Linked DNA regions of Homo sapiens: region 2 is linked to region 1. Evidence: chromatin loops called from intact Hi-C (ENCODE). Cell type or tissue: IMR-90. All regions are shown on one strand. Each heading gives the region's core, and the rest is flanking DNA. Links, peaks and the distances in the headings are about the cores only. Region 1 overlaps RANBP17 (RAN binding protein 17). Region 2 overlaps LOC107986473 (a long non-coding RNA gene).

What was found. Hi-C counts contacts between places; a loop is a spot of excess contacts. Peaks named below come from ENCODE experiments on the same cell type or tissue, not always from the same donor. Only the 100,000 strongest peaks of a DNase experiment are listed, where the experiment ranks them.
Region 2: a loop joins it to region 1, with 10 times the contacts of the local background. A loop is called at or near these places in 5 of 110 quality-filtered maps.

What each region holds. Positions count from the first base shown.
Region 1 is chr5:171,199,812-171,214,872 of GRCh38, reverse strand. It overlaps RANBP17 (RAN binding protein 17), which reads right to left. Exons shown (of 28, transcript NM_022897.5): 20 at 9,261-9,349; 21 at 1,135-1,242. Among named protein-coding and RNA genes, the nearest start is that of TLX3, 100 kb to the left of the region's middle. RefSeq lists an enhancer at 11,859-13,887. In IMR-90, for the core only: a CTCF peak has its summit at 7,401 (motif pointing left); no DNase peak of the experiment used is centred there.
Region 2 is chr5:170,735,852-170,750,912 of GRCh38, reverse strand. It overlaps LOC107986473 (a long non-coding RNA gene), which reads left to right. Exons shown (of 3, transcript XR_007059044.1): 2 at 3,720-4,002; 3 at 4,802-5,541. KCNIP1 (potassium voltage-gated channel interacting protein 1) reads right to left here. Exons shown (of 8, transcript NM_014592.4): 8 at 14,281-15,061. Among named protein-coding and RNA genes, the nearest start is that of GABRP, 40 kb to the left of the region's middle. RefSeq lists enhancers at 1,085-1,842, 4,122-4,880, 4,881-5,640, 6,400-7,159. In IMR-90, for the core only: a CTCF peak has its summit at 6,252 (motif pointing left); no DNase peak of the experiment used is centred there; H3K27me3 peaks cover 173 bases.

The DNA.
Region 1 (15,061 bases), core at 5,205-10,204:
GACATAAAATACTTTATAATATACAATGCAATGATTTTTTCCCTTTAGTATTAAATGTTCTATCAGTAATACATAATATTAATTTTCTGGTTAAAAAAATGGAAATATAATTAAAAAGCAAACTAAATTTTTAATATAAAATACAAAGCCACCCTTCCTTTAAGGCACCTATGAGAGTGGCTTTTAAAAATGAAAAGCTTTAAAAAAAATGATACACACATTTCTTTATTTGCAAGGTCTTTCTTCATCTCTTGTTTTAGGGTAAAAACTTTAAATTATTGCTGTGAAAAACTCAGCACCAGAGATAACATTAGAGCTGCAACCCATACCCTTCCCTGTCTGGATACCTCCCTTCTAAACACATAGTTTACAAAGGGCAACTCATGAAACAGGATGGCTAAGTGACATGTAATTTGGTGCTAAGCCATATCCACAATGACATATTTTAAGCCCAATTAGCTTATTGCCAGATTTTCTCTTTTAGCTACATCTTTGTTAATATTTATATGGAGAATATTTGAATTTCTGCCAGTCTATGCAAATTATAAGGTCAACTGGGCAATTTCAGAGAAGTATTATAGTTGCTCTCTCAATGAAAACTGTGAGTGTATAAATCATCCAAATACATGCATCTTGGCATAAAGGAAGAAGTATAGCTTAGAAGTGAAAGCAGGAATAATTCCCAGAGCTTCTGAGGCAAACTATGTTCCCATGAATTGAATTGCTGTGAGAACCAGTTTCCTTATCCATCAAATAAAGCATCTCAACTCAGAGACCTCTAAACTTCTTTCCTGCTTTAAAATTCTATAGAATTGCATTTAAGCACTGAAATAGTTAAAATAGCTGCCCTCCCTTCATTTCGTACCTTTGAATTTTTAAATAATGGTGGCTGCAGTCTTCCAATTTATTTTCCATTTCCCTAGTCCCCATAGACAGCCAAGTATACTGTACTTTTTTCTCTCAAAAGGCCTCAATCGTATGTCTCTAATTCTGTTTTCACTAATCATCTTAAGTCTTGGTTCCTGGGCTCTTGCTAACTACCTTGGAAAGACACAAACCAAAAAAGAAAGTCTGACTGTTGGAGATTTCCGCTAATAGTAGACTGTTTTTCTCACTGCCTGTCACACTGCTTACCTGTTTTGCATAAGTTCTGCCATAAGTTTCAAGATGGGAGTTGTACATGTTGGCTCTCCATACCACCGTTCAACAGCATTCTGAAGAAGGGGAAGGTACGTTGGGTACCTTTTATAAAGCCTGTTAAAGAATTTAAGGGTCTAAAGAAATACTGTTTCTGAAAATTAGTGCCACACACATACACACACACAAAAGGGAATCCACATTTGTTCTATATTTATACTAATTTGTTCTATGTCTATACTATACAATGGCATTTTATAAATTGCGCTCCCTAACCTGCACAGATATACATACATTTTTGGGGTTGCTGGCAATTTGTTCTTATTTGTAACATGTCCTACACGTTATATTACTTTGTTCTTAGAATACTGTATAAATAAAATACACATTTTTAAAGTATCATATAAGCAGTACATTTAAAGATTTATGCCTAATGTTGTAGGAAAGGAAAATAAATTTAGTGAATGAGGATAAAAATATATTTGAGTTATTATTATCAGTTTCTTGGGTACTATACTACTTAGAAAAATATTTTTATTATGAAATTAATAAATATGTAAAAGTAGAAGGAACTAGTAATAAACCTCACATATCTCTCAGTTTCAAAATTACATTATTCTTTTTAAAAAAATATTGTTGAATTGCTCTTTTTGGTCTCACTGTAGCTCCAAGGAATATCTGGGATGTTGGCTTGACGAAAAGCTTTGAGTAACTATTAATCTACTCAACATCAGTGTCACTAAAGATAGTCCCATGTACACACAAGGAGACATTCTCTAACATCCTTATTAATGCTAAGGAGTATATGCCTCTGATAAATCTATGCTGAAGGCCATCAGAACCTGGAAAACTGACCCAGCTCCACTGGCCCTTTAATTTACACTGGGTATCTCCTTGCCAAGTAGACATATGAATATAGGATTAAGGTCCCAAACTGTAGCAGAAAAACTCTATGTCACTGCCTTAATTTCTCTTTTCTTTTCCCAATCCTCAAGTCTCTTTCCGATGTTTTCCAACATACTTGTCTTTTGTTTCAGATCAAAATGCTCAACTAAATCACTTAATGGTGTTTCTTTTCAGTGTGGTCCGGGTAGAAATCTCCATGGTGAGGTCATCACAATTTTCTTCCTTGCTCTTAGAATAAATTTCAAACTCCGTAGCACGGTGTTCAAGGTCCTTTAAGATTTGGTTCTTGGCTACCTCCAGCTTCATCTCTTAGCATTTCTGCTCTATGATTTAGCTTTTCATAACTCCCTGCAAAACCACTAATGCCAGCTCTTATCTCCATTCCCTTATAAACCACTTCTTCTCTCTAACATATCCCTGTCTTTCAATACCTAGCTCAAGTTTTACCTCCCATGGGATGTTTTCTCTATTTTATCCAAAGGCATCAGTCTCTTCCTCATCTATGTTCAATGAGCACTCATGACCATATCTCTCTTACAACACAGTATGTTAGGGTTGGTTGCTTGTGTTATTTGTCTGCCCCATTAGATAGTGCATTTCTAAAGAGCAGAGACCCTATCATCTTCCTGCTAATTTCTATTTGAATGTCAGATTTCAATATAGGTGTCAATTATCCCAGGAGGCCTTCTCTGACATCACATGCACTTGCCTCCTACCTCTCCCTAATGGGTTAGGAGTGTCTCCTGTGTATGGTGGTGGAACCCGGTGCTAGCACAATCATAGTACTTGTATATCTCTCCTATTATAAGCTTTTTGAGGGCATATACTAAGTACTTATTGAATGCATGGCCTGACACAAAATAGATTTCAATACATACTTGTTGCTATAAACTTGCAACCTAAAAATGAAGTGTAGCTTATTTGATTAGAACTATTTAATTGTGTATTTCACTTGGGAGCTTTAGAAAACAGTTCACATGATGTTCAATGAAAATAAGGCATCTATAACTTTAAGAGTGGTATGCTTCCTAAAAGTGCAAAAAGCAACACTTTCTCCTATTAGACAGACATACCATGTTAAGGCTGCATTTGTATATACTGAAACAGTTTTCTTATCAACTATTTTCTGAAGTCCTATTCTATAACAAGCATTGTTTGACACTTTCCAGAGACACCAGTAAAAAAAAAAAAAAAAAAAAAACCCTGCCCTCATGGAATTTATATTCTAGTAAACAAAATAAATACACATTAGAAAGTACTTCAAAGAAAGTCGGGCATGGTGGCTCACACCTATAATCCTAGCACTTTGGGAGGCTGAGGTGGGTGGATCACTTGAGGCCAAGGGTTCGAGACCAGCCTGGGCAACATGGTGAAACCCTGTCTCTACTAAAAACACAAAAATTAGCCAGGCATAGTGGCGCTCGCCTGTAATCCCAGCTACTTGGGAGGCTGAGGCACAAGAATTGCTTGAACCCGGGAGGCGGAGGTTGCAGTGAGCCAAGACTGCACCACTGCACTCCAGCCTGAGTGACAGAGTGAGACTCTGTCTCAAAAAAAAAAGTACTACAAAGGAAAATAAGGCAGGGAAGGGGGATAAGAAGAGAGTGTATATGTGAGAATAAGGTTTCAGTTGGATGAAAATAACAAAAATAAAGTCAATCCACTTGATTAACTTTATTTTGACTGTTATCAGACAACTTACTGTTTTGTTTCTATGGACCAGAAAAGCTGTTATTTTTGATAGATGTAGATACCATGTGCTATGTACTATGCTAAGGGCTGGGGATCCAGAGTTAAGAAAGGTATAGCCTTTTTTTTTTTTTTTTTTGACGGGGTCTTGTTCTGTTGCCAGGCTGGGGTGCAGTGGCGCAATCTTGGCTCATTGCAACTTCTGCCTCCTGGGTTCAAGCGATTTTCCTGCCTCAGCCTCCCAAGTAGCTGAGACTACAGGTGAGCACCACCATGCCCGGCTAATATTTCTATTTTTAGTAGAGACGGGGTTTCACCATGTTGGCCAGGATGGTCTCGATCTCTTGACCTCATGATCCACCCACCTTGGCCTCCCAAAGTGCTGGGATTACAAGCATGAGCCACCATGCCCGGCCAGGAAGATATAGCTTTTAATCTTGGGGAACACATGCTCAAATTAGGGTGACCAACATATAATAGGGATGCTTTGAGTACAGAAATTCTGAACCAATGCCACAGGGGTACAGGTGAGAAAATATTCCACCAAGGGACCTCCTGAGCACAAACTCATTAGTGGGAATGCATCTGGAAGGCTCATGAGAAAATGGATTCAACCCAAATCTCAGAACCTAAGAATATCAGAGGCACACATAGGCCTCTGCAAGGCATCCTATAATGGCATTAGGACCAGGATATTTTTCAGAGCACACAGTATTCACTACGGGATAAGGCAGGGAGATATAAGGGGATGCTCCTTTTTCTGTGTGGAATGAGAGTGGTGCCAATTCTAATATGCTTCTGACAGAGGTGACTGCCACAGAGAAAATGAGGGATTATTGGAAAGCACAATAGAGAGGTTAAAAGGGCTGCAGAGTGAGAGTGCCAGGCTCAATTACAGGGTGAGAACCAGAACCCACTCTAGGAGTTTAATTTTCCAATGGCCTTGTGAGGACTATGTACATATGAGTAGGAAGAAGAGAATGGGAGCCCTTAGGTAGAAGAAGCACAGATCTAATTGCTTTCACTGAGATCTTCTCTATGAATTTCTAAGGTCCACATCAGATAAATTAAAAATCAAAGGCATTAATGATGTGACACTGCCTTACAGGATACCAAATATGAAAATGTGAAAAGTATCAAGTTTGCTTCTTTACAATATCTATCCATCCATCCATCCGTCCGTCTGTCCGTCCGTCCATCTATTCATCAGTTGTTAATACCAGAAGGCAAAAGAATTTTCATTAAAAGTGTTAGGAGACAAGGGTTTGGGGATGTGGTTCCAGAATAGAAATAGCTTGCCAGTTCAGAGCTTAAAGGTACTCCATGAATATGTAAACATCTGGACCTTTGTTCACAAGGGGACTGCTGCTGGAAGCCTTTCCTCTTATGTCTGGCAAATGCCTATCCATCTTTCAAGGCTTTGCTCAACTTTCACTTCTCTTGAGAAGCTTTCTATATCTTGCAAAAAGCACTGCTCTTTTTCCCATACATGCTCATATAGCCCTTTGCATGCATCTCTGTTATAACGCACTGACATTTTATTGTTTATTAGTCATGTGTGATCAACTAGAGAGTGGGCTTCTAAAGAGCAATCATTTTATTCATTCTTTCATTCCTTTTGTCTGGCACAGAAATAAAACTAAAAAAAAATAGCTTGCTGAACAGTGAATTTTCAGCTTTACTTTCTTCTCTATTTCAGTTTGCCCAAAATGATACTGCCAATTACTTTCTTCTTGAAAACAATTCTGATTTTCTTAGTCAATCAAAACCATTAGTTTCTTTATACTACCTATGGAATAAGGGTCTAAATTCCTTAGACTGATATTCAAGAGTCCCAAACAAACTACATTTCCAACCATGAAATGAGTGGTATATGTAACAAAACATCTTCACTACTGACTCCCTAAACCTGATGCCTAGGCCAACCGAAAACCTGTATTTCTTCCTATTTCCATATGGTCCAATCCTACTTATTTGGTTAAGACCCAAGGAAACACCTTCACCTTTCCAGAGAGCCCTTCCTGATTCCCCAGCTAAATGCACTCACTGTCCTGTTTGTATCTTTGTTATGGTTCTTAGCACTTTCTATATTTGATTATAGTAATTTATGTAAATAAGAAACTGACTTTGTTTGGGGTAGTATCTATACTCCTCATGAACCTAGCACAGCCCTTAGCCCACTTTGCTGAATAAGTGAGCAAATGGGATTCCTTTGTCTCATTATGTATCAGGGAACAGAACTAACAACAGCTGTAGAGTATTTACTTTATGTCAGCCACTGTACTGGGCCCTTTACATAATCACAGAATCATGACACTTCTTACAACATACCTGTGAGATAGGTTTTATTAGTCTTGTTTTATGGAAAGCGAAATTGTGATTCTGGGATATTAAGTAGCTTACTCAAGACCCACAGTTTAAGTGGTGAATCCAGGACTGGAATCTAGGACTGTCCTATTCCAAAGTTTGTGCTCCTCTATGTATCTTGTTATCTTGCCTTGCCACTGTATAACAGCACTGACTTCCTGATTAAAAATCAGTGAGTTCAATGATCAGATTTTAACAGTTAAAAGACTGCATATGAGGAAATAATGTCATACAAATTCTTAATTTTTTTCCCAACTTCCCTCTGGATTTTTGATACTTCAGTTTAAGTATGATCTAGGAAAATTTTAAACAAGGAGATCAGATGCACTGCAAGCTAAGGTGTTTTCTTATTGTTGCATTCCCATCATAGGGGCAAAGAAGTATGTCAATGATCTTCCTTCAATTCTCCAGCCCTGGAAACCATTTATCAAGATGGTTGCTGTGTAGTTTCAGGCAATTTAGTTTTGGAAGGACAGAGTGAAAAGCAATGTAGTTTGTGTGGCAGTTAATGCAGTCAGTGTTTATAGAAATGTTTTTGAATTAAATAGCTAACCACTAAAATAGCATTTTATCAAATAATCGCCATAAATAAAATGCATTTTGACTTTAAGATGACATGTGCTCTTACAGGATGTTTCTTCTGCATGCTAAGGATTGTATAACAAATTAAAGAACACACATTTATGTGGATAAAAGGCAAATAAACTTTCCCCAGCAGTAATGTGGAAATCATCACTGACGGTTTGACATATCAATATTTCAGGAAAAATAAATGACTTTCATATCCATGGCATTTTTTTATCATACTTATTCATTTTTGCATTACTTGAATACTTTGAAAAGAATCTGTACTTTATCACCTGAAACTGCTTAAAGTATTTCAAAATATTTTAATAAAGCTTTTTGAATTATCAAATAATATAACTTTTAAACAAATTTTACTATTATTATAAATATTTGCTCTTCATCCCTCGCCCAAAGGAAAACTATAAATCTTGTCTCAACTGAATGAACACCATTTATCATATTCATTTTGTTGTCAATACAATTATGAAAAGCCCTTGGCCTTTTCCCAAGGAAGCTGATTTGCTACTGAAACTCAATTATTATAAGCAACGCCAGTACCAAACCACCCCATTTGGCAATCTAACACAGCTTCTGGCATAACTGACACTTCTCTCCGCCCCTGACCCTGATAACTTCAACATCTATGGTCAAATGGAGGAGACAAAGGTTTCTAGTTCACAAGAAAACATTAAGTCCCAAGATTTTCCGTTTGCTATTTTCTGCCATCTGCTGGACAAAAGTTTCATTTCAGAAAGGTTCCCCCGCTACCCCCAAAGGAGCTAAATAAGGAAATGGAAAACAATACAGTATCTTCTCTAAATTTTGGGCAGTATCAATTACGGCAGATAGTTCTTCTTTGACACTGAGGGGAAGGTTTCTGACCTTGACTCTTGGTTGAAACTGTTGAAGAGAAAAACATGAAATGTTAATCACTAGATAGCCTAGAGTTGTAGACTGGTTTCAAGATCACCATCGATATTACAGTGCCCAAAGTAGACTTTTATTATTTTTCAAATAATGAAAATTTTGATTTTGAGAGTTGCTCTTTATGTTTAGAGAAATAAAAGAGTCAAGCTGGGTGCAGTGGAGCACACCTGTAGCACCACAGTCCCAGCTAGTCAGGAGGCTGAGGTGGGAGGATCGCTTGAGCCCAGGAGTTTGAGTCCAGCCTGAGCAACATACAAGACCCCGTATCTTAAAAATTAAAAAAAAGGCAGAAATAAAAGGGTCATATATAATTCCAGTTTAACTGTCACTGTTAAGAGAATTTTAAGACTTTCCATGTTGAAATTTCATAATCTCTGTACATATTATATGTAGATAAAAACCATGTGCATGATTACTCAATGACATAAAAATTTTATCTGTAACCCTTCTCTGGGTACATAAATCTGATGAAGTATATTTTAATAATAATTAAAGATATGTCAGTATCAAATTAATGTTTAAAAATTTTTATAATATGTAGAGTTCTCCCTAAAACATGCCTAGATCCCCTATTAGTTATATTTTTGGCCATAACTGTGGCATAGTAGTTGACAGTTACCTTTAAGAAGTTTCTATTGCAATTTAATTTACAGGAAACTTTGGATAAGGAGGGTTTAAAAAAAGTAACTGAGAAATAGTTTAGATTAAAAAGTAAATTAGCTTTCAGATTATATAATTTTTTTCACATGCTCTGATGGTTTCATGCATAAAAGACATGAAAGCATTATATAACACTTAGATGACTTGCATACAATATCACTTCCTGCTGGGATCAAACATAAGTCATACAACACTATTAGAACAATATTAACGACCATTTACAACTACCAAAAATGTGCCAGACATTATACAGAGTACACTTTACCTATTTTAATGGTTACAATATACCATGATACTGAATTGTATCTGTTTTCAAATGAGAAAACCAAGACTCAGACAGGTGAAATGACTTGCCAAGGTTCACAACACAGTAAATGAAGAGCTGGGATTTTAAGCCGGGTCTGTCTATCACCAAAGTCTATGCTCTTTTAACTCTTACATGATAAGGCATTTCTGTGGGGGGTTTTTTTTTTTTTTCCTGTCTGTACTAACCCTTGGCAAAGGTCAATTCAAATTTTACACCAAATGACAAACCTTGACTTATTTATTTTTCCCTTTCCATGTCCATTCATTATCTTCATGATAATGAAAAACTGTGGCATGATGGGTTAGGCCTTGAAGAGATAAAATGATCTTCCCAGCCTTGCTAATTGAGATGGAGATTCAAATCTCCCCTCAAAAATGTCAAATGGTAGGATTCATTGATCCCTAAAGATGTTAGCCAGATTATCCCTTCAACTCCAACATAAACAATCATTTGGGGGAAGTCATTTTTAAGTTATCAATATTTAACGGCACCAAAAAAGTGACTTCTCTGAGCTGGGTCTCCAAATACTGTGCTCAGTTATCTGCTCTGCTGCCACTGTGCTGTAATTTTTAGCTGATTACACATTAGTTCATTTAGCTTTGTTTCCTCTTCCCTACTGTGCCATACTATTAAACGAAAGCGAGGGGCCTGGCATCCCTCTGTGCACAGAGCTGGTATTGTCACAGTGTAATAAGGATACATCCAGTCAAACAGCATGGTGTAGCTGGTCTTTGTGTTCAGTGCAAAGGCAATCCCTCGAAGATCTCTTGCCAGCCCGATCAACATACGCTGTCAGTGGGAAAGAGACACAGTAATTGATTTTCACGTTAGCGCAGAGCAGATGGAGTAATAATCAGGCAATAATGACCACATATCTGATTTTGATTCATTAGCTAAAATGTCTCGTTCAGACCTCTTTCTACAGAAAAGCACAGACTCTTTAAACAGACCATCAAATCTGCTGATCAACTCCACTTTACTTCTTATAAATTTAGCTAAGTCATAATTCCAGTAGTGTAGCTAAGCATTTAGAGTCTTAATATACTTTGTTTCTGAATAATGCCAAATCTGAAAAAAAAGATGAGGATTGATAATTACACAAAACAGATATGTACAGGGTCTAGACATTATTTAATAACAGCAAATCTTGAACATCGGCTTGCATGCAAGCGGCCCCACAACATAATTTAGAGTCTATCCTAGAAAGGCACTGGCATTTAAAAATTCCTAATGAATATCCTTAATAACTTCAGGACAAAATAAAACTGGCCAAGTGACCTACATGTACTATGATATACGCAGAATGGCAGTCACATTCCCCAAGTGAGGAAGATGTAAGGAAAAGAGTTCTATATTTGATGTCATAAGACTCGAATTTGAATCCCAGCTTTAAAACTTAAGGCAAGGCAATTTATCAGGCTTACTTTTGTCATCTATAAAAGGGGCTAATAATGCATTTCTCACAGAGGCACTGTGCCAAATAAATGTGATAAATTTATGTGAAAATGCCTAGCAGAGCTTGATACACAGTAAATGTTCCATAAGTATTTAGTTTTAGAGAAAAAAAACAAAAACTTGACTCTTGAATAGAAGAGATCTGACTTGTACTCTGGACTCTTAATTAAGCTGTCCTTAGGTTGATGCTTGGGAAGAGAAAAAGAAAACCCATGAACAGATGCTAGAATGTCGGAACAAAGAGCACAAATAAACATAATTACAAAACAAGGGGGTGCGATAATTGAGATATACAACTGTGACTTCTAAAGATACTGTTTCATTGCAAATACTCAGCTAGAAAATGGTCTCTGAACTTTTTTTTCTACCAGATTTTCTCCTTTCTCACACTTTGGTAATAAATGAAAACCTCTTTAGGAAGGAGTTCAAATTATTATTAAGCAAACAGTGAATCCTGACCCTCCTCTTAATGGCTGATTCAATTAATTTAATTTCAAAGTAGCAAATAATAGTTTAACTCTCAGAAGTATCTAGAATTTCTCATCTTCTCCATTCTTTCTGCCTAAGAGATGACTCAATATAACTGGATGTTATTTATAGGAATATTCAGTTTCTGCACTGTCTAACAGTTCACAGAATGATGGTTATCTGAATTTCTGAATCTTGAAAACTCTGAATTTTTGTTTCTGCTCCTTTAAATTACTTACTCCTTTTTTTCTCATACTCTCACCAGTTCTTATTTTTCTATAACCAGCTGGCCTCCTTGTAGTTCCCTCATGTAACCTGCTGCTTGTTTTTAAACATTTTGCCTTTTTATATAGCCTTTTTTCACCACCTGAAGCCTGTTCCTCTCTTTCTCAGCTTTTCACACTCCTGGAAGCCTCCAGAACAAAATACATCTTCTAAGAAGCCTTCTTCAAACTATTCTATTCTGACTCCTTGGCTTTGCAGTGTTTCTATTAAAGTAGGCTTTTTGTTCTATTTTTATTAGGTACACTTACAAGTTTCAGGCTATGCTTCAAATAATTTTAAGCTTCCACATACACATGAGATATCTACCATTTAAGTCTAAATTAGTCAACAAGAACCATGAGTTTTACTTTCTTTGTGTCTAGTACAAAGGGCTCTAAAAATATTTTAGACTATCCTCGTTATACAAAAATATTAATTTTTATTTTATCACAATTTTTTCATTCCTTAAACGATATCAAATTAATAGAAGTGGTCTATAGGACTCAAATCTATTGGCTTTTTTTTTAAAGTGGCAAAATGTGGCTATGAAATTATATCAATGTTTCATTCTAGAAAATGTTACTACAGAGGAAGCATATAATAATGTTTTAAATGAATTCAACTGAACAGAAAAATTCAGTGTTAATGTGAATAAGAAATAGATTTCTTATGCTCAAACAATATCTTTTATCTCAAAGCAGCAGATAATACTGCAATAATCTACATGGATACACAAACAACACTAAAGAGAGTGTTTTCTCAATAGCCAAAACATATCCAGCCCCCATATGAAAAAGGAAAGCTGTTAACTAAGAGCTCAACCAGCCTACTAAGTAATTTGAGCGTAAGAGGTGATCTTATTGAATTTGAGGAAAGGAGGAGCTACAGTTTACCATCTCATTTAAAATAGTGCAAAGAGTTTTATTTTAAAAGTTGCCTCTCTCCTATAGTTGGTCAACACAAGATTGGTCTGAAGAGTGACAGGCTCTTGTATTTTTAGTGAGGCTGTTTTGGGGAGTGGGATATGTCTGGAGATCTAACCCTATGGATTCCTTTTTGGGTAGTTAGGGAGAAACTGCTGAGTTCTTCAGTCTGCTGCATGGTGAACAGTTGTCTGTGTGCCAAGTGTGAGACGAATGGGCTGGGAAACAGCTGAAACGAGGCTCCTTCCACCCTGACCCCCAAAACAGGGTTTCTAATGGAAAGTCTCACAGACCCTTTACTGTAGTGGCACTACTGGGGGCAGCTATAATATTATCCTCATAATTCTACTATATAATAACAACAAAGAAAAAGAAGGTGAAGGGTCATTGTGCTTTGTCTTTAGAATTAAGATGGCTGTCTTCATCCTTACAGCATACTCTTAATTCTGAAGACACATCTTAATAACCTCTAAATAGTTCCAACAAAAGAGCCGTGTCAGAGGAATGAGCAGGCCCCAAGGTGTTTCAACTGGAGTGTTTTCATCTGCCTTTATTGCTCTATCCCTCTCCAGAATTAAGGCAATAACCTGTGATAAATTATTCAGGAACTGCTACAGGGATCAAAGCAAAATCATTCTGTTAAAGTGCTGTTTGCAACATTTGGCACTTAGTGCGAAAACTTTTAATGTGCGCATGCTGAAAATCAAGGATTTTAAATAATTTAACATTGTGGAGTTTTTACAAAAGGACTAAAGATAGCAGGTTCCTATTTAACTGCTTCTCTTTCTCTGAGAAGTTTTCATTCATTTTCCTTGAAACTGATGATGTCATGACCAAATCAAAAACGATGCACGAGTCAGGGGAGTACTGGACTATATTTTACCATGGACATAATTATAGGGGGAAACATACGTTTTGAAAGAGTACTCTAAAGCTAGGATTTGTCAGAGTATTTTTTCCTTTTCCCCTTTACTTTGAAGAGAAAAACCCAAGACAAAATTTCAATGTTTTCTTCAATTTTATTAAGAATAAGTAAGAAAATAAAGCTATAAATTTAACACTTTTGCTGCATTTCCTCCTCTAACAACTGTATTTCAATTTGGCAACACAGGTCCTTAATGTTTAAGTTTATCCTGAAATCTGCATTTGAAACTATCTATAAATAGGGAGTTAGAAAATGCTGGTAAGAGGTGCAAATTAAATGAATTTGGCAGTCCTGCGGCATTTTCATAGAGATATTTTAACAGCATCACCTCCTGTGGATTGGAATACTAAATACTTTATTGAAGAACAAAACAGAAATGTTTTTATCTCTAGTACTTGCAAAATGAAGTACCTGAAAGCACTTTTGCATGTATTATTTATTCATCGTGATAGAAAAATAGCCTTAACCTAATAAATTACATTTAAAAGCATTTAGTGCAAAAGTTTTGTTTATGATAAAGCAACAGATTTAGTTTTTTATCGGTAGCTTAAAGCACCAAGTTTTCTTTATACAAATTAGACAGATGGTGCTTACAGTAGAATTTACTAAAGGTCTGTCACAACAAATGCAGCCAAGCTGCATATTTAATCACTGCAGAATCTTGTCTACCTGCAGCTGCCAACTGCTAATCCAATTTCCCTGATAAATGTGGCAAGAGACACGATCAGCAATAAAGAGCATCTAACTCCATTTTCCTGCAGGGCGTCTTTTGATGAACATTTAGGACGGAAGCACGGAGTGCACTGTGTGGCCTTGGTTCGTGGCAGCTGCATGCATTCTGAGGCACAGTTCTCAGGTTACTCACTTAATTCTGCCACTATCATTACGTTGCTATTGATCTCAGTAGCTGTTGCCTACACAGCATTACTCTAGATGAAGCTGAATCAGGCAGTTATCATGCATCAAACTTGCTCAAAAGCCTGGAGATTTCCCCTTAATTACTTGTGATTTTATTTGCAAATACCGTTAAAGTGTAATCAAGCAGTCACTTTCCAGGGTCGTTAAGAACTTGCTGGTTTAGGGATATATCACTGGAACTCCATTAAAAATGACTCTAGGAAGATGGTTTCTATCAAACTAGATGGGATTACAACAAAATGGTCTTGGAATATAATGAAATCTTCAGATGAGACAGATGTAATTTTCATAAAGATGATGTTTTTCAACTTCACTGCTCCTTTTTGATAAAGGGCAGAAATAGCAACCTAAAAGCTGCAAAGATTTTGTTGGTCACTGAAAATATTTGGAAGACATCTAAAAGATACAGCTAACCTGAGTGGAAACTCTGGTGAAGAATTTCAGGAAGACTATAAACACAAACAGAATCTGTAAGATCCTTCTTTTGGTTTTAAAATTCTATAACTATAGCATGCTGATAAACATTAATTTCAAAAATTCTTTTAAATTAAGAGGTATAGCATTTGGCTGATTATTTTTTGGTAGAAGAATTACATAAAGATAATTATCAAAGGGTGTCATTTTTCTATTTGGCTTCTTACTGTTAGTTTTTTTGTTTTTGTTTTCTTTTTTTTGGTGAAGAGACACTATGCAAAAGATGGTTAATATTTCCAACATACTTCAAATAACTATGAAATATATGACTCAATTATCACCAACAAAGGTGTCTACATTCTCTGGAGTGCATTTATTAGTCTGTTAAAAATAATAATCAGTGTCAATTTATTTAATATTTCCCTGATACATTATAATTTCAGAAGATACTATTTCTATTTAGCAGTGCTTGTGCTTCCCATCCCCCTCCTTAAAATACGGGGCTGTTTTGTCACAGACAGCTTGCTACACTTAAGGATTTTACTAATAAAACATAATGTTGTCTTAGATATTATGACTGTTGCCACAGCTGAACTGACTTGTCAAATCAATCCTAATATGGCTCCCACAGGCACATAAAAACCTTATTTAGCTATCAGTTATCCTAATCACTTTGTTCCGTTTAAGAATGCAATACTTCAAGACCAGTTCCTATTTATACATATATGCCTAGCCATTTAATAAAGTCTTGATTTATATAAATTCTTGTTTAAAAAAATATTTAGAGATGTAGTGTTTTAGTATGTGTATGTTTGTGCATTCCTCCATATAGATCTGTTGTAACATAACAGTGCAGGATAGATGAGGGAATAGGGGTGTTTAAAGTGGTGTACCCACAAGAAATATCCTATTAAAGATAGTAACTGCCAGAGGAAACAAATCTATGTCATCTTATCATGAACTGACTGTCCAAAACTATTTGCTGACCTCAAAGTCCATTTGTCTAAGAAACTAGAAAAATGCTTAAATAAAAGTAAAAATTAAAGACATGCAATTGGGAAAGCAGGTCTGAGGAGGCAAAGAGTACACACAGATATGCAAAGCCCTTTTCTGGATCTAGATATCCTAGAAAAA
Region 2 (15,061 bases), core at 4,042-9,041, 460 kb after region 1:
TGCTTGAGCATGGACATCTAATCCTTACTGTCTTGTGGCTCAGGAGGCAGAGTAGTAGCATGGTGCTACTAGTGTGCTTTGGACCTAGATGGATGGTTTGGGTTCAAGTGCTGGCTCCATCATCAGCTCACTCCACTGGTGACATGGGGCAAGTGTCTTCACCTCTCTGCCTTAATTTCACCCTTTCTGAGTTGTGGACATGATCATCTTTCCTATCTACTTCAGGGCTATGGGGAAGATGAGATGAGCTATAGACACACAGGACTCAGAACAGAGCAGGGAAGAGGGGAAGAGATTCATGGCTTTTAATTGTTAGCAAGACCTTAAATCCTATGGGTCTGCCTAGAAACCATCTGGGCTCTGGGCAAAGCCTGGGAGAGGGGGTAGACAGCTGTTCTAGTTCCTAGATATGAGAGCTAGAGCTAGGGTGACGGTAGGAGGGAGGAAGAAAATGAACATTTCTCGATGCCTGTTGGGTGTCAGCCTCCTAGGTGTTTGCCCTGTGTTTATTCCCTTCCCTTGGTGAGAACCCTCAAAGGATGGGGCAAAGGATGTGTTTTGACTCTACGGCCAAGGAGGAAGCCGGATAAGGCAGCTGAGACACCTTGCCCAGTCTCAGTTAGCACATCATGAGTCAGGGTTCAATACCAGGTGTGTCTAAAAAGCCCATTCTTCCCTCATTACCATTCACCTCTCCCTATTGGCTGAAACTGTCAGTTCTGAAACAGAAGGGGGACTGTTATTCCAGACCTATTCACTGTCTCCTTGTTTGGACATATTTTAAGAGCCGCCCTAAGCGATTATGTGACAACTTATAAAAACTAAATACAAGTTCCTCATCGCAAACGTTCCAAACTGCCCTGGCAGCTTTCAGGTCAACTTATTAACCTGCTGAGGGTGGTTCTGCCAGCAATCTGTCCCTCTGTTGACCTGGGGACTTGATTGCACATGTCTGTCATTTATGGCCACAACAAAGTTAGAAAGACTCGTGGCTGGCTCTATGACATTTGTCATTTAACATTAACTTGAGTTTTCATTAAAAAGTGTTCCTTTCACCAGAAAAAAAATGAAGACCGCTCTCCTTCATATTAAAAGCCATCTCGAACCTTCTTATGTTTTCTGGGACTTAGACATCTTCAAAAACAATGAATACTGCCATTTTCATGAATAGCAGTTCCCCAGGCTTGGGTAGACAAAAGCCTCCAGTAACTGAGGCTGTAGAAATGGAAGCTTGGAAGACAGGGAGCTGGCCCATGTGGTAAGTGGGAGATACTTCGGCTATGGAAATCCCAGGAGACGTGCAGCATGGGGCAGTCCAGGAAGGCAGCCCAAGTCAGCTCATCCCCGAGACATGAAGAGAGGAGTTAGGCGGCTGACACCGCAGTTATCAAGAGCAAGCTGCTCCTGTGAGTGGGGAATGAAATCTGGGGGGCAGAGGGATTCAGAGGAAGGTGGAGACTCAGACCCCTCCCTGGGGAGCTCTCTGGAGTAGGGCTGATGTCAGAGAATGGCACTGGAAAGAAAGCCTCTGTGTTTGGTTCCACCGGGTCAGGGGCGCTTCTTCTGGAGGAAGGCAGAGGAAGGCGAAAGCAACCTCTTATTGAAATGCGGAAACCTCCCCACGTGCTCATCAATTACCAGGCCAAAGTAGGTGGAAATAGCTCCCCTCGCCTTCCCTCTGCAAACCGTCATTCCCACCCTTCCTTCCTGGTCTGTGGACTGTCATCTCCAGACAAAAGAAGACGCAGCTAAGCGCAGCCCCTTCACACACCCAGGACACAACAGAGTGGGTGGCAAAAAAAGACGTGGCTCGGGGAGGGAGGGAGGAGAGGCAGCTGGCTGCCTCTGAGGCCACAGACAGAGGCCAGTGCTCCGTCCTCATCCTAGAATGCTGCAGCTGGGAAGGACCCCAGGGCCTAGTTGCACTCATCTGCCGGGGAACCAAGATCCAGAGGAGGAGATGTGAGCATACAGCCTAACGTAGGCTGAGCTGCACAATTTGTTCATTCAGCAGTGGAGCCAGTGTCTCTTGGAGCAAAGGTGGGAGCTAACCCTTGAGCAAATTTTCTTGGATCTTCTGCAGATATTTGCTTCTGAGGGAGGCAATTTTGGTGGCCTGGCTGAAATTGGCTTACAGTGCAAGAGAAATACCTCCTTTGGCTAAAACTACTTTTCTTTTCTTTCTTTTTTCATTTTTTTTTTTTGAGACAGAGTATCGCTCTGTCTCCCAGTCTGGAGTGCAATGGCACAATCTTGGCTCACTGCAACCTCCACCTCCAGGTATAAGTAATTCTCATGTGAAACACCCCTGAGTAGCTGGGATTATAGGTGCCTGCCACCACATCCAGCTAATTTTTGTATTTTTAGTAGAGACGGAGTTTCACCATGTTGGCCAGGCTGGTCTTGAACTCCTGGCCTCGAGGGATCCACTGGCCTTGGCCTCCCAAAGTGCTGAGATTACAGGCATGAGCCACCACGCCCGGCCTGAAACTACTTTCCTTTAGGTATATAAGGAAACACCAACTAAACCTCTACCAACAGACAAATCCATGAGTGGATGTGGTCGGTGGTGACTGTCCCAGCTCTTCCACTTAGGCTGTGCTCCCCGCATGTTCTGAGCAGGTTACATTGCGTCCTGACCACAGCTCAGTGCCGCAGGCATTGCTATCACTCCCCGTGCCAGTCAGGGCCCTTCAAGAGCAGATGCCAAGATGGGGTTAGATGTCCCCGAGATGTATCGGGCAGGAAGTCCATGAAGGTAAAAGCGGAGGGTCGGTGTGGGTCTGGCATCTGTAGAAGGAGAGACTGGGTAGAAAGAGCCACAGACAGCACTGCGGGGAACTACCCTCCACGAAGCAAGTTGCTTGTTGGAGGACTCGGTGTCCAGCAGGAGTGGCCTGGAACTAAAGCCCCCTGGTGGCCAGTCCCTTTCTGGGCACAGCCTGGGGGATTTGGTGGCCAGGCCCCTGCAGCAGCCATCCCAGCTCCCCTCCCTGGGGTGGAGTGGGGTGACCATAGGAACATCGTCACCCCTACTCTGAACGCTTACTCAAGACAAGGTCAGGCAGGTTCTCTTGAAGGAGGTCCGAACAGCATTTCTGTGGCTTACAGATTAGGAAACTGAGGCAGAGAGGTCCAAGTGTTTTGGTGGCTGCTGTTGTGAGGAGGCATACATGAGCCTTTGAAAGATTCTGAGATCATGGAACAAAAGGTTTTTGTCTCTTAGATCCAGATTTCAAATAATTCACAGTCTTTTCATTGTTGATGTGGCCTGGTTAATGTCACTACTCATTCTGATTGTCAACTTTCATTCCTGAAAGGCTGCTGGGTGACAGCAGGAATGCCTCTGCACTGTTGGCCCTGTGGGCATTGGATAAGCCTGGGTGCTGGGGCAGGCGCCAGGCCAGGTCCTGGGTGGCCTCTGTAGTGAAATGCAGCCCTGGTTACCTCCAGCCTCCATCTCTCCTGGGGAGATTAACATTATTGAATCTCTACAACATCCTAGAACACCCTAGACAGGAGGTCTTTTTTTTTTTTTTTTTTTTTTTTGAGACAGGGTCTCACTCTGTCATCCAGGCTGGAATGCAGTGGCAAAATCATGGCTCACTGCGGCCTTGAACCCCCGGGATCAAGCAATCCTCCAGCCTCAGCCTCCCAGGTAGCTGGATCAGCAGATGCGCACCACCGTGATCAGCTAATTTTCTTCATTTTTTTTGTAGAGTTGAGGTCTCACTAAGTTGCCCAGGCTGGTCTGGAACTCCTGGACTCGAGCAATCCCCCCGCCTTGGCCTCCCAAAGTGCTGGGCTTACAGACATGAGCCACCGTGTCCAGCTGACAGGAGGTCTTAACATCCTTGTTTTTCGGACGAGGAAACTGAGGCGTGGAGAGGTGGAGACTTACACAAGATCATAGAGCGAATAGAGGGCAGAGCTGGAGTCTGAAGTCAGTCTGACCGACCATGAAACTCACATGTCATCCTGACACCATTCCAATCCTGTGAGGTAAGGATTATCATCCCTGTTTCATAGATGAGGAGACAGGGGCTCAGAGAGGGGGACTTATGTTCTTGAGGTCACACAGCATGTCCATCGCAGCAGTGGGGCTGGAGCCCAGCTTCTCAGACTCCAAGGGCCCCAGGAAAACCTTTCATCCTGTTTCAGCCAAGCGACTGCACTCAGAGGAAGGCACAGGCCCTGGGATGACGGGAACCTTTTGTTCTCTGGTCCCTGATTCCTGACCCCAGTCCCCACCTCCAGCTCTGTGGAGCTGGCAGACGGAGGAACAAGGAGGGACATCCTGCCTTTCCTGCCCCTTTGTTCCATGGTCTGGGGCCCTGACTCTGCAATACCAGGGTGATCACTGAATCAAGAATTAGGAGGCTGGTCCACGTCTTTGTGTCACTCTCCTGACCTTGGGTCACTGATTTGTAAAGTGCGGAGGTGAGGATGCAGCGAGGGGAAGGCTTTGGCACCAGCTTGGGGTTGTAGAACCACATGGGGCAATGCGAGTATTATTATCTTTGTGTTGTCTTCCTCCTGCCCCATGGCCTGGCCTCAATGCATCTGCTTGTCTGCAGCCCCAACCAGCGTGGAAAGCCACCTGGCAGGCCGCTTCGGACCTGCAGTGGGCCCCCACCCCCCATGCCCCCCCATCCCCTCCGGTGGCTGGTCTGGCCTGATGGAGCATATTTCTCACAGCTCTCTTGCTCTCCAGCCCTCCCCTCACCGAGCACTCTGCCCCCACCCTGCTTAGGGGAGAGTCTGTGACCCCCAGAGCAGGCTTCTGTGCTTCATCCCCCAGGGGAAGATTCCAGAGCAGACAACTCAGCTGCCTTTGTGACTGAAACCGAGAGTAAATGAAGGAATATTTATGAAGTCTCTGCAACTTGCCAGGTGCTTTCACTATGCAACCCTCCCTGCAGCAGTCCCGAGAATGTGATCCTGAGTTTACTTCTGATGAAAGCAAGGCTCAGAGGGGCCACCTGCCTAAGGGCGTGCAGCTGGAATGCGGGGAGCCAGGACTCAAGCTCTGGTCTGTCTCATTCACTTGGAAGCCAGGCCCCTTTCCTCCCTCCCGCTCTGCGTGCAGGAGCTCCGTGGTGGGGCAGCTGCCCCGAGGGAAGGTCCTTCTGACCGCCAGTGTCTGTGGCTGGCTGTCCAGGAAGCAGAGCCAGGACTGGCAGCTTGGGCTCCGAGGACTGCCTCTTCCTCTTGGCTGCCAGGGAGTTTCCAATCATCAGAAGAAACAGACTCTGGGAACAGCTCTGCCACTTGTCCCAGCCCTGCCCCAGCCTCTGAGCAACTGGAGCCCAGATGCCCTGGCCCACCCTAAGCTATCCATAAGCACAGGTGGGCCTGAAGGAGGCTCCCTGCTGGGCGTGGGCGAGGGTCTTGGCCTTCTAGGTGGGACCCTGCCTGCCAGGGGACAGCCTCTTAGGTGGGTGGGAAAGAGCTCTGTACTTGGGGTCACAAATGTGGCTTCTGGCCCTGCTCCACCAAGGGCCAGTGCGTGATTTTAAATAGATCTCTTCGCCTCTCTGAGCCTTAGTTTCTTGGTCTATAAAAAAATGGGACCCTAACCTCTCCTCACTGCGGTGTGGGAGGGAAAATGAGTCAAGGCAAGAAAGTGCTGGAAACTGAAAGCCCTGGGCAGGACCTGCTCCATAATTTGCCAAGTTCAGGGCAAAAATGAAAAGGTGGGGCCGGGCGCCCTGGCTCACACCTGTAATCCCAGCACTTTGGGAGACTGAGGAAGGCAGATCACTTGAGGTCAGGAATTTGAGACTAGCTTGGCCAACATGGGGAAACCCTGTCTGTACAAAAAATACAAAAAATTAGCCAAGCGTGCTGGCGCGCCTGTAGTCCCAGCTTTGCAAGAGGCTGAGGTGGGAGGATGGCTTGAGCCTGGGAGGTGGAGGCTGCAATGAGCTATGACCGCGCCACTGTACTCCAGCCTGGGCGACAGAGCGAGACCCGTTCAAAAATACATAACAACATAGCATAACATATAAAATAAAATGTAAATCAAAAATAAAAATGAAAAAGTGGGTCCCCTTGTTCACAAATTGTGAATTTCAAGGCCGCGGTGGCGGAGCGTTAAACCAAGCTCAGGGTCGCACGCCCTGAAGCCGGCGCTGGGCTGGAGTCCGGAACTGTGGAGGGTCCCCGCGGAGCCGCCGCTTTGGCTCCCTGGCCCGGACCTGACATCCACGCGACGGATCCCGGCGCATTCGGCGAGGCGCCGGCTCCATCTAGCGGCTGATGGCGAACAGCACCTGCCGCTCACACGCTGGTGGGCCTGGGGGCGCCTCAGACTCACACCCGCGGCTCGGTTTTCATCCCTCTCCATCGGTTACCACGTTCTCTCCATGGTCCTCCAGGGTCTCTCACTTGCTCCTGCCCTGTCATGAGTACTTTGGTCTACTCATTCGCCCACTTCCCCTGTTTTCTCGGGTGGTCCAGGAGGGCGGTGCGGTTCCTTGAAGTTCCCACGGTCCCTCGCAAGCTGTTCTCTTGCGGTCTCTGGAGGCACCCTGCCTGCAGCCCCTTTCCAGCCTGCAGCGCCATCTCACGCACCACCCCCTCGGAGCTCTTCTGTGGCTCTCTGCCACCTGCCGGGCAGGCCCGTTTCCTTCGTCCGGCATCACACCCTGCCCATCCCATCCCTCCCGCCTGTCCCACCCTGCGGCGTCCCATTTCCGCGCCAACCCGGCTATCAGCCTTCAGCGTCCCTGGCAGCCTCTGCCCCATGCACACCACTCCCCTGAGCGAGACTTCCCTTCTCCTGCCCGCGTTTCCCCCGGCCCACCTCTGACAGGAAGCCTTCCAGGATTACCAGAACCCCCAGGGTTGTCCTCCCTTTGTGTGAACAGCAGGGGGGAGGTGTCGGAGACAAAACGCCTCTGTTGGAGTGGGAGGTAGCCAGAGTAGGGGCGCGTGTAGAATGGGCTTTGGGATTGGACCAGCTGACCTGAAACCTGTCTCCATCACTTCTGAGTCGGTTTCCTTGTGGATAAAGTGGGACATCAAATGAAATAGGATTTTTTTTCTTGGTGAGAATTAAATTAGATAATTTATATTAGGCATTCAGAGTGGTGTCTGGCTCATTATGAGCACCGAATAAACGTTGCTATGGTCATTATCATTATCATTATTAAGTTCTGAACCCATTAATTACTGGCAGTGCGACCTCGGGCTGGTGGTTTTACCTTATTGAGCTCTCCCTGTCTGGAAAAAGGGGAGTTTATTTCTATTTGTATATCAGAGGGTGGTTGTGTTAGTAAATTAGGTGCTGTTCTTCGGTGCTGACAGTAGAAGTTGCTCCAGAAATGCTGTCCCTCTCTCCACCCTGCTCTGACCACCCATCAGAGTGCCCTCGCACAGTTCCTTCTTGGTTATCTAGAATCATCTAATTTTGGTACAGATTTGTTTTTTTTTTGAGACAGAGTCTCACTCTGTCACCCAGCCTGGAATGCAGTGGTGAGATCATGGCTCACGACAGCCTTGAACTCCTGGGCTCAAGCGATCCTTCTGCCTCAGCCTCCCGAGTAGCTAGGACTACAGGTGCGCTCCACCACACCCCTAATTTTCTTCATTTTTTTGTCTCACTATGTTGCATAGGCTGGTCTAGAACTCCTGGGCTCAAGTGATCCTCTCATTGTGGCCTCCCAAAATGCTGGGATTATAGGCCGTGCCCAGCCTGATACAATTGTTAAACTTCTGTGTTTCTTCAACCAAACATTAACACCCTGAAGGACATATTTTGGTTTTAATGGGTATGTTAGTCAAGGTTCTCCAGGTAAACAGAACTAACAGGATGTGTGTGTGTGTGTGTGTGTGTGTGTGTGTGTGTGTGTGTGTGTGGAGAGAGACAGATGGACAGACAGACACATCCCCAGAATCATTTATTTATTTTTATTTTTTTGAGACGGAGCCTCGCTCTGTCACCCAGGCTGGAGTGCGGTGGCGTGATCTCGGCTCACTGCAAGCTCCACCTCCCAGGTTCACGCCATTCTCCTGCCTCAGCCTCCTGAGTAGCTGGGACTACAGGCGCCCGCCACCACGCCCAGCTATTTTTTTTTTGCATTTTTAGTAGAGACGGGGTTTCACCGTGTTAGCCAGGATGGTCTTGATCTCCTGACCTCGTGATCCGCCCGCCTTGGCCTCCCAAAGTGCTGGGATTACAGGTGTGAGCCACCGTGCCCGGCCAGACTGATTTATTTTAAGGAATGGGTTTATGTGATTGTGGGGACTGGCAAGTCTAAAATCGAGACCCAGGGAAGAGTTGATGTTGCCGTCCCGAATCGCGTGGCGGTCTGGAGGCAGTGTTCTCTCTTCCTTGGGGGACTTATGTTCTCTCAGTTGAGGCCTTCAACTGATTGGATGAGGCCCACCCACATTATGGAGGATAGCTTGCTGTACTCAAAGTCTACTGATTTAAATGTTAGTCTCAGCTGAAAAATACCTCCACAGCAATGCCAAACAGACTGATGTTTGACCAAAAACTGGTTACCATGGCCTTGCCAAGTTAACACATAAAATTCGCTATTACGGTGGGCTAGCATTTACTACATAAGGACTTTATCCCCTTTATTCATTCCTCCTCTGCCCCCCTTTCACCTCCCCGCTTCCTTCTTTCCTCCTTTTACTTTCTTTCTTGACCACAGCAAGTTTAGTGTTCTCTCTTGCTCTTCTGCTTAGAATCCACATTTGTCTGTCTTTCCCCGGCTCTCCCCCAGCACTTGCCTAGTCTGTGTCATTGTGAACAGTGAGGGGCTTTGACCCTCAGGTAGAGCAGGGAGCGGGTTGGGGTGGACTGCATACTCTTCGTTCTCAAACCCCTGCCTTAAAATCCTTGTCCCCCTTTAGGCGTTCTCATGGACACCAGCTGAATATAGTTCACACTGGAGGGAAGAGTGACACAGGATTGCAGACCTCTGTTTCTCGCCTGCACTAGTCTGGATAAGGGGTCCCGACTGGGCTTTGGGATGAGGGCAGAAGGGGTAGACTGGAGTTGGCAGGCTTCCTGCTGGGAGTAGAGAGTGATGAGATGTAGCTGGAGAAGCATGGCGGGGAATAAAGTGGCCAGAAGAAACACTAGAGGGTTAGACGACGGGGCTTATTAATGGAAAGTGTCAGGTTGCAAGTTACAGAAAGTTCAACTAGAATTGCCTTTAAAAAGTGAATTTCGGCCTGGAGTGGTGGCTCACGCCTGTAATCCTAACACTCTGGGAGGCCGAGGCAGTCAGATCACCTGAGGTCAGGAGTTCGAGGCCAGCCTGGCCAACATGGCGAAATCCTGTCTGTACTAAAAATACAAAAATTAGCTGGGTGTGGTGGCATGCACCTGTAATCCTAGCTACTTGGGGGGCTGAGGCAGGAGAATTGCTTGAACCTGGGAGGCGGAGGTTGCAGTGAGCCAAGATCGCACCACTGCACTCCAGCCTGGGCAATAGAACGAGACTCTGTCTCAAGAAAAAAAAAAAAAAAAAAAGAAAAGCAAATTTCTTGATATTTATGGATACGTGCAATGAACACTAGAAGTAAATGTAACTTCATATGAAGCTTGATCTGCAGTTCAATGACATCAGCAACCCATTCTTTCATCCCTCTGCCTTGAATCACTGTGGTCTCTTTACCTACATTTCTAGCTTGGCTTCCCTGCAGATTACAGAATGGTGGCCTATAGGTCCCAGGGCTCTGTGTTTTTCATTCATGTCAGGCAGGACAATGAGCAACTTTCATTGTTCTCAGTAAAAGCCCTAACATTCCATGCTATTTGCGTGAGTTTAGGTTTTAAGCCTATTCCTAAAATTTCACTGTGGCCAGAGGCATGGGAGGTAATGATTGGCTTAGTCTTGGTCCCTATGTTTTATTCTAGAACTGGGACCTGTAGCATATCATGGGTCTTCAGGATCCTACCCGGTGGGGCTGGCTGCCTCTCGGGCTCCCCCCAGTCTTCAAGTTCTGAGCTTTGTTGGTCCCCAGTAAGGCAATGGAGCAGACTGCAGGGCTAGCTGAAGTCTGCCAGTTAGGTTGAGCCTTATTTTGATGTGGAAGGACATGCTTATTTCAGCTCCTCTAAGAAACCCATATGGCCATCTTTGCACAAGTCCTTGGCATGATTCCTTTTACAGGAGGAATAATTTGGCTCAGATTTGTGGGTTTGTTTTCATTGCTTTTTACTAATAGTTTTCATAGCATCTGCTTCCTGACACCTTCTGGTGTTTGTATATCATCAGAGCTAGTTTTAGGAATAGGTGGAGAATGGTCTTTATGCTCTGTAAGAAATAAAGCTGGGCATGGATTTTGGAGCTTGGCAGACTTTTAAGCCCACTTCCTGCTGTGTATGTAATTCCTTCTATGACTCTGGGCATCATTTTTTCATCTGAAAAATAGGTGCCTAGGATACCTGCCCCGCAGGGTTGTCATGAGACTCAAAAAAGATGTTGTCCATGGAGAACCCCATGATCCAAATCATGTCAAGCTCAGTGGTCTGCTCTTCAGAGAAGACTTACTCTCCACCCGCAGCCACCCTGTATACTCTTTAGCATGCCACACATTTATGCATGCCATTTCATCTAAAATAATTTCATTTGTCATCAGTTTCCTCCTGCTAGAATATGAAGTTTATGAAAGCAGGACACATGTCTGTCTTATTCATCATAAGTTACTGTTGTGAGCAACTGGGGCTCAGTCCTACCAGGGAAGTCTAGGAGATGATATAGAAGAGACCTCAGAGTTCTTCCTGCTGAGAGGAGAAGGATCTGGGATATTTGTCCACCAAGTCCCATCGGTCATTGGCCAAGGGCTTCTTCTAGGAGGTGTTGATGACCTGATCCTTTGGACTGATATGTCCATGGCAGAATGGCCCTGTGTCTTAGTCCATTTGTGTAGCTATAAGGAATACCCAAGGCTGGGTAATTTATAAAGAAAAAAAGCCTAATTTGGCTCACGTTTCTGGTGGCTGGAAAGTTTGATTGGGCATCTGCATTTGGTGAGGGCTTCAGGCTGCTTCCACTCATAGTGGAAGGTGAAGGGGAGCTGGGTGTGCGCAGATCACACGGTGAGAGAGGAAGTGAGGAGTGGGGCGGAGGGGTGGTGGTGATGCCAGGCTCTTTAACAACCACTCTTGAAGGAATTAACAGAGTAAGAACTCACTCAGCCCCAAGAGAGGGCCTTCATCTAGTCCTGAGGGACCTGCCCCCATGACCCAAACACCTTATCTTAGGCCCCCTTTCAACATTGGACATAAATGTCAACATGAGGCTTAGAGACTCAAATACCCAAAACATAGCGGGCTGTCATGGACACACTCTGTGATGGTTAGAGTCACAGACAAAAACTCTCGGGTGATTGCACTTGGCAGCAGTTGAGTCTACCTGCAGGGTGATGGTGAGTACCAAGGGGATTGGGCAAAGTGTCCATAGCACCTGCTGCACAGTTGAGTCCCCATCAGCAGGCGTGATGGTGAGAATTTGTTGGATGGTTCAAGAGGAGCAGGATCCCTCCAAGAAGACAAGTGGGAGATGAGGCCAATACGCTCTCATTGCTGCAACGTGTCCTTTCCCTGCTCTTCATTAGGACAACCATCTCCCTTTCTGTTGTTTATCCATCTGAGGACTACTTTTAAAACTTCCATCCACAATGAATTCTCTCTGAATATCTAAGCTGCTGATTTTCCTCTCAGTTTTAAGTGCCCAGGGCTGATGCTGGTGTCTTACTTGTGGTCTGGCTAACACAGGGAGAGGGGTACCAGTACTTCCTCTGCTCTAGAGCAGGGGTTTGCAGCCATAGGTGTGCATTGGAATCACCTGGTGAGCCTTTACAGCATACTGATCCTCAGGGCCTCACCTCCAGATATTCTGATGCAATTCATTTGGGATAAGGCCCAGGCATTTGGCACTTCAAAAACATTCCCCTCCTCTGCTCCCCAGGTGATTCTGACATGCAGCCAGCGGGGAAGGAAGGCAGCCACTGACCTAGATTTTTTTTTTTTTTTTTTTTTTTGAGACAGAGTTTTGCTCTTGTTGCCCGGGCTGGAGTGCAATGGTGTGATCTTGGGTCACCGCAACCTCCACCTCCCGGGTTCAAGCGATTCTCCTGCCTCAGCCTCCCGAGTAGCTGGGATTACAGGCACTCGCCACCACGCCTGGCTAATTTTTGTATTTTTTAGTAGAGATGGGGTTTCTCCACATTGGTCAGGCTGGTCTCGGACTCCCGACTTCAGGTGATCCGCCAGCCTCGGCCTCCCAAAAATTTGGAATTACAGGCATGAGCCACCGTGCCCGGCCTGACCTAGACCTTATATAGGCACCTGACACAGGCACCTGAAAAGGTCAGAGGTATGTCCAGCTTCAGAAGCAGCTTGATCTAGCAGATCAATGATATTATCAAAGGCTCGTTTCTGCTTGCTTTTTTTTTTTTTTCATCTCTCTGCCTTGCCTTATGTGATCTCTGGCTTATTAACCCTCTGATTATTAGATAAACTCTCAGAATTCCTAAATAGTTACTGGCATGTCTTAGGGCTATGTGCGCTCTCATTCATGTCTGGTGAGGGAGAACATCTTTGTCTCATCATTCCCAGCACTAGTTTGGAGATTCATGCTGTTTGAACCAGCGTGGGTCTCAAGCCTATCCCTGAATTGATCCTTGTGGCCAGGGGGATGGCTCAGACCACGCGCTTCATTCGCAGCTCTAGATGTGTCAGTTCTCCACCTTAGCCCTGTGTGCCCAGTACACCCACCTGGGTGGCCTCTAAAGAATTCTGAGGCCCAGGTCCCACCTTCAGGGATGTTCCTTCAGTTGGTCTGCTGTGGCATCCAGATGTTCACATTTTTCAAAGTTCCCAGGTGATTCTGATGTGCAGCCAGGGCAGGGAACACTGGCCTAGACATCATAAAGCCTCAAGATGCAGGTTAGGACCCCATATGGGAAGAGTCTCTAGGACAGATCCTCTCTTGGGCCTAAGTAGATGCTTTGCTGGGGACCAGCCACATGCCCAGAAGCCTTAGGGAACCACATGGCTACATGCAGGAAGCCCAGAGGAACAGGTCTGAACTATCCAACAAATTCTCATCATCACACTTACAATTTCCAACCATAAGAGGCAGCAGCCAATGGCCATCTGAGTGGGATGTGTCATGAATGCAGGAGATGTTTTTGTGGCCTCCCCCTGCCGGTGACTGTGGCTGCCTGAGATATTCCCCTTCTCTGCATCTGTTTCTCCATCTGTTACACAGACTCAAAGAACACCAATGCCTCTCTGAACTGACTTCAGATGAATGAGATTAGTGGGAAGTATCCTCATCCTTGGGGTGAGGCAAAATCCCCTTGTAGGAAGGGTCTATGATAGAGCGAGAAGAGTTTAGCCTCCCTATGGAGTCCCTATCAGCTGTGCTACCTTACGCAGGTCCCCCTTACCTCTCTGAGCTTCAGCAACCTCATCAGTACAACCAGGACTCTACCATCTGGAATGCTCCACATGAGCATGAAATAAGATAATGTATATAAAGCCCCTAGTGCAGCACCTGGCACAAAATAGGGTTTCAGTAAATTGTTTTCCTTCCAAGAATGCTACTGTTAGCTTTTAGTCTTTCAAATGTGATGTCAAATGGGGAAACTAAGACCCACAGTGTTCAACATGAGTAATCATTTGCTGGTTATAGGCTGAAGCCGCTTGATGGTCCTCTAGAGCCTAAAATCTCTCAGCAGGAGGCCCCGTCATCCTCTTTATCTCTGCACTCCCACTCACACCACAGGGGCTCCAGGCTTTCCATATCAGAGGGTCTTAGAAGTGGCAATCTTGTTGGAAGCAAAGTGTTGTGAAGGGTCTTGTCTCGAAGTTGCATTTGCATTTGGTCACAGTATTTGCATTTGGATTGGATGTTTGCTGGGGAAGGCTTGGGGGCTGGGGAGGATGAAGTCATTGCCTGGCACAGGCCTGGCACAACGTAAGTACAGTTGACCCTCCAACAACATGAGTTTAAACTTATTGGGTCCACTTACATGCAGATTGTTTTCAACCAAAAGTGATAGAAAATGCAGTATTTATAGGATGTGAAACCTGCATATATGGAGGCCAAATTTTCTGAAAACACGAGTCCCTCAGGGCTAGCTGTGGGACTTGAGTATCTGCAGATTTTGGTATGGAGAGTCCTGGGACTGATCCTTCACACATATGGAGGGACAACTGCACTAATAATTGGGTGTCAAATGAATGGACTAGCCTTCCCTTTTCACAGCTTACCTCTCTTACCTAACGGAGTCATGAAGAAGTGATTGAGAGTGTAAGAAATAGTTCTGTTTATTGGTTAGAACATGGTATAAAATTACAGCAATTTGCAGGCATTCTGGACTTCTTGGGAGGGACATGCAGCGCTGGGCTCAAGCAGGGGATGTGGTGGAGATATGGACCACTGGGCAATGGCTCCCTTCCTGGACATATTAAAGGACTTGTACTACCAGCACAAATGCCAGTGTGAGAGAATTATTGGTCCTCGTTTCTGGAAACAAATGACATGGGCAGTTTGGGTCATCAGACAATATCATGCTTAATAATTCAGTCCTATCCCACATATGTTAGGTGCTGGCTCTCCCAATCTGGTCATGACAGATCCTAATTGTTCTGGATAACTCTCATTCTTCCCACCAAAGGAAGAGAAACAGGCACATTGGTTTGGGAGGCCATCAGAGATGGTGTGCATCTGGCTCAGGTCCTCTTGCTTCCAGATTCACCAAGGTCTGCCTGACTTGGAGGCAGTGGGCTGGGGGCACGTAAGCAGCATATTTTGTGCACTACTGTTTAAGCTTAAGCAGAGGGACCTTCCATAGGGCAGCAGTGTGAGGAGATGAGCATGCTTCCAAAACAAACTCAAATTTCATCTTGTCTCTCTCAAGAAGAAGAAAGAGGAAGAGTTGGCAATCAGAGACTGAGCCACATGATGCTGGGTTCCATAGAAAGTCTTCAGCAGAGAATTCTTCCAAAGTGTAAAAGGTGTTTCTGTCCCAAGAGTTGGTGTGTAAAATCAGAACAAGGGCAGATCAGGGTGTTAAGGTGGTT